2 separate regions of the Homo sapiens genome follow, and region 1 is linked to region 2. Evidence: read pairs that join two places in POLR2A ChIA-PET (ENCODE). Cell type or tissue: GM12878. All regions are shown on one strand.

Region 1 (2,500 bases), 150 kb after region 2:
GAACCCAGGAGGCAGGGGTTGCAGTGAGCCGAGATCTTGCCACTGCACTCCAGCCTGGGCGATAGAGCGAGACTCCGTCTCCAAAAAAAAAAAAAAAAAAAAAATCAAATCAGTATCAATGGCTCCTTCAAACCTAACAGATCTGTTTCAAGGCAAACATATCCAAGCTGCTTACCTCATCATTCTTCAGGGCCATGAAATAGTAATGGATGTTTTTGTTTCGTGCATACTCCTTCACTCGAGCTTTAAACTCTTTATGATCGAGTACCTCTCCACAATATTCTAGGACAAAGGTGTTCCTGCAAACCAAAAGGAAAAAAATAGCACTTCCTACCTAGGAGCAGTAGGGAAAACATATATGCTCAGGCAAAAATAAGGAATTTAAATAAATACTGCAATGTGGATAAATTCAGTTATTACACAAAATAAATTTCAAACACATGTCAAGTATCTAGCTTCTAACCAAGGTTACTTTTCTCCTTCACAGTACTTTTCAAAGAATGTTGATTCTAAGATGCTTTTATAATTTATACCTACTACCAAAATATATATCCTTTAACTAGATACTAAATCATTCAAGTCTGGCTTACAATATCAAAAAAAGTTATTAACAGCTGGAAAACAGCTCTGAAGAAATCAAGAGACACTGAAAAGTTAGAGGATTTTTGCTCTAAAAAAAAAAAAAAAAAAAAAAAAAAAAAAAAAGGCAGCCGGGCGCAGAGGCTCATGCCTATAATCCCAGCACTTTGGGAGGTAGAGGCGGGTGGATCACCTGAGGTCACAAGTTCGAGACCAGCCTGACCAATATGGTGAAACCCCATCTCTACTAAAAATACAAAAATTAGCCAGGTGTGGTGGCATGCACCTGTAGTCCCAGCTACTTGGGAGGCTGAGACAGGAGAATTGCTTGAACCTGGGAGGCAGAAGTTGCAGTGAGCCGAGATCGCGCCACTGCACTCCAGCCTGGGCAAGAGAGTGAGACTCCGTCTCAAAAAAAAAAAAAAAGGAAAAAGAAAAAGAAGAAGGCAACTTAAATATAGCAGCCCTTCTGCTGTCTTTACTCTCAAAGGTCTCTAAAAATGTTAAAGATCAAATCTAATTCCCTTTATGTAATGACATTCTCTTTGACGTCTCTTTAGAATGTTATCAGTAATTGTTATTTATCTTCTTCTTTGGCATCTTTCAGTTACCCTTTATCTTTGAATGTTCTTTTCTTGATTATTTACCTATTTATTCTGAACTGAAGATATTAAATTATCAGTCTTTTCCCCTTCTCTTAATTCTCTAAAAGCTCATTCTAACCAATGACTTCAACTATTAGTTCTATGTAGACAAATGTTATACTATGTTTTACTCTGAAGTTCTGACATAAAATGGCCTGCCTGAAAGTCTTTTCTTATCCCCTCAAAATAAACATACCCTAATTCTAATGAAAGAAATTTTTTTAATGTAAATCTTTTGTATTTGTTTACAACATACTGGCATAATCAATGTACTTATTAAAGGAGTTAACTTCGCCAACTGAAAAAAATTAAATCCTTTTACTTTAAAAAATAAAGCAATTAAAAACAAATGAGAAAAGAACACATATATTAAAAAGCAGAGCTCAAAAACAGGATTGGAGAAGTTTATAGTGGATGTATATATATATTTATATAGTAGTCCATCACAAACACATTTAGGTCTCAATAATAAAAATCTGATTATTCATGGGTAAACCTAGAAAGTCAAATTATTACCTCTATAACCAATATTTGAAATGTCCTTTCTAACCCCAGAAGCTTATCATCTTGCAAATAATTTAAAATGATGACAAAATTTGAGGTCCTACAATGTTGGACTCTCCACTTCCAGGATTAGTGCCCTCCCTCAAGAAAAAGAAAAGTCACTTTGGGTGGCGGGGGGGGGTGGGGGGGGGGTGGCAGGATTGCTTTGGCCCAGGAGTTCAAGACCAGCCTGAAAAACACAGGAAGACCTCATCTTGACAAACAATAAAAAATTAAAAAATTAGCCGGCCATGGTATTATGTGCCTATAGTCCACTACACCAGTTGAAAGCCTGGGGCAGGAGAATTGCTTGAGCCCTGAGTTTGAATCTACAATGAGCTACAATCACATTACTGCACTCCAGGCTAGGTGACAGAGCAAGACCCCATTGCATTAAAAAAGAAAAAAAAGCTGGGCACAGTGGCTCAAGTCTGTAATTCCAGCACTTTGGGAGGCCGAGGTGGGTAGATCACTTAAGCCTGGGAGTTTCCGACCAGCTGGGCAACATGGTGAAATCCCGTCTCTACCAAAATAAATAAATTTTAAAAAATGTTTTAAAACATTTTTTAAAAACTTAAAAAAGAGAGAAAAAGAAAAATGACATCATGGACTGCCTTGTGAATTAAATGTGGTGACTACAAAACATATATTATCCAGGATCTGGAACTGCACACATAAAAAATATTTCCAATCCCTCTTCTGCCAAAAATCTATCTTCCCTAAACTTACTCATT
Region 2 (2,500 bases):
TCCTGCCCCTCCTCTGCCTAAAATCCCTCCACCTCTTTCACACCTGGAAACAGCTATCACTCTCCATGCCATCCACTCAATCCCTCAAGTGTTTTCTCAGCACCTCTACCAGCTCAGGCTCTGTCTTGTGAGTTATGCAGCCTGGGACAAAGCCCAAATGGGGACACTACTCATAAGCCAACCAATGAGATAAAGCAGGGTATGTATATCGATACTGGGTTGAGCGCTCTCCTCCACGCGACATGCATGCAAGTGTTGTCCCCCATCCCCTGTCCATGCCCTCCCTCCAAGACACTGACAGCTCTCCTCTGCCCCTCCTCCGTGGATGGCAGTATACAGTATTATACCTGGGGGTACACAGATCAGCCTTCCCACAGGGCCCCAGCCTGACCGTGCTTGAGGCAAGGGCCAGCCTCACTGACCCCATTTCCCACCCAGGCTCTGTGCACAGAGAGGCCTCAACAATAACACTTGTAACAGCCAGATGTGGAAACTGACTCCTCACCCCAGACACAGCCCAGCATTCACTCTCACTTCCTACATAGATGGAAGCTGCCTGAGTCATGGACTCCTGGGCCCAGGACAGGAAAGTCCTGCTTTAACCAGATGATGTCAAACACAGGTGCTTTTTCTTCAGGATTCAAATTACCCTGCAAGAAATCTAGTGGTGCCCTGCCCTGAAAACAATGGGAGGGGGGCTGTCCTTGAAAGGACAAATGTTTTCTGCTCCAGCCACTCACATTTTCTCTAGACAGAGCAGCTCTTTAGAGCCCTGAATCAAAACAGCCCAGGAGTGTGGATGTTACTGCCACAGGGCACCGTTGCCGAAGCAACTGTTTTTCCTCTTGGAATTCTTTCAAGGATACAAGCTGTTGCTTCCCTCCAAAACAAAACCAGGGAGAAGCCAGGGCCCCAGAATTTAAGGGAAAGCTCCGAAGGAAGGAAGAGGGCCAGGCATGACTGAGCCTTATCAAGCTCGCTATGGGGTCTCCCAGATCTCCGAACAACTGGCTTAGAAACAGCAAGTCCGTCTCAGCTGCTGAAGGTGTATGTGTAGGGAAAGGCAAATTGTGGGTATGGAGGTATAAAGGTGGTGCTGCTTATGTGTGTTTTGAGGTGTGTATGAGATATGTATTGGTGTAAAGGGGTTGGGGTTTGTAGGTGTGGGTTGGGGGCATGTGGAGGGGTGCTGTGGAGTGTTGGAGGTGTGCAGGGAATGGGAGGGTGTGGGGAGAAGGGAGGTACTATTGTGGGGGGAAGTGTGTGGGGTAGGGCCTGGGGTGTGTGGTGGTGTTGTGAGGTTAAGGGAGTGTAAGGAGGTGGGATGCACTGTAGGCAGGGGGCTGGGTGTGGAGAGTACATGCTGTATGTGCATGTGTATATGCGCTGGAGGTGGGTTGGAGGTATGTGGGATAGGTTACAGAAAATATTCCAAGATGATATATGAGACATCTTCTCCAGAAACAAAAATATGAATTGCATTTCATTTCTGTATTACAATTCTTAGTGCTACAGAATCACATGCTGCTCCCAATGTCTGCAGGGTCAATGGAAGAGCCAAAAACCATTTAAAACATACAGCCCCAGTTTGAAACAACTGACCCTGAAGCAACTATCGGAGGTAACACATATTTCTAGTCAGAACACCCCTGGCTCGGTAGGTCCAGAGTATGGACAGAGTCTGGCTAGCAGGTCAGGAGGCCAGCACTGGAGGGCCTGGCTCAGCAGGTCCTTGTCTTCCCTGGGAGTCCATGTTGTCTTTTCTCTAGTGCACAAAGCCTAAGGGGCTCAGAGTCACAGGACGCAGCATACCCACTACAGTGCCATGGGGCACCCAGGAAATGTCTGAATGTTTTGTTAAAATAAGTTTAAGAGTTGTCTCTGCCTACAAGGAACTGCCTGTCCACTGAAGGGGTGGCATGAATTGGGACTTAGAAGCATGAAAAAACAAATATATTTTAGCAGCTACCACTGCTACTACTACTACTACTATATGTACAATGACAATTATCAGGATGTTATGGAAGGTTAACAGCATGATCATAAACAGTGCATGCCAATTAAGTCACGGGAAACTCTTCTAAAACACAAATGTCAAATATCAAATAGTGCCAAGTCACTGATACCCATATGGGGAGAAAAAGAATCTTGATCCCTACGCACACCACACAAAAGTAAATTCGAGATGGGTTAGAGGTCTAAAGGTTAAAGTAAAACAAGCAAACTTCTAGATTATAACATAAAAGAATATCATCTAGACCTATATGTAGGCAACTATTTCCTTAAACAGGCCACAAAAGATATTAGAAAAAAATGATAAACTACATTAAAATTAAGAACTACTATTCGCCAAAGAATTCAATTTTGGGCCAGGTGAGGCGGCTCTCGTCTGTAATCTCAGCACTTTGGGAGGCTGAGGGGGGTGGATCATCTGAGGTCAGGAGTTCAAGACCAGCCTGGCCAACATGGTAAAACCCTGTCTCTACTAAAAACACAAAAA

Evidence for each region. ChIA-PET counts read pairs that join two places held together with the same protein. Peaks named below come from ENCODE experiments on the same cell type or tissue, not always from the same donor. Only the 100,000 strongest peaks of a DNase experiment are listed, where the experiment ranks them.
Region 1: POLR2A ChIA-PET joins it to region 2 with 5 read pairs; 6 of 35 experiments call an interaction of 5 or more read pairs at or near these places.

What each region holds. Positions count from the first base shown.
Region 1 is chr3:47,105,822-47,108,321 of GRCh38, forward strand. It overlaps SETD2 (SET domain containing 2, histone lysine methyltransferase), which reads right to left. Exons shown (of 21, transcript NM_014159.7): 6 at 176-299. Among named protein-coding and RNA genes, the nearest start is that of SETD2, 57 kb to the right of the region's middle. In GM12878, no CTCF peak of the experiment used is centred here; no DNase peak of the experiment used is centred here.
Region 2 is chr3:46,959,785-46,962,284 of GRCh38, forward strand. The region is part of intron 1 of CCDC12 (coiled-coil domain containing 12); the gene reads right to left. Among named protein-coding and RNA genes, the nearest start is that of CCDC12, 16 kb to the right of the region's middle. RefSeq lists enhancers at 682-781, 829-1,330. In GM12878, no CTCF peak of the experiment used is centred here; no DNase peak of the experiment used is centred here; H3K27ac peaks cover 1,090 bases.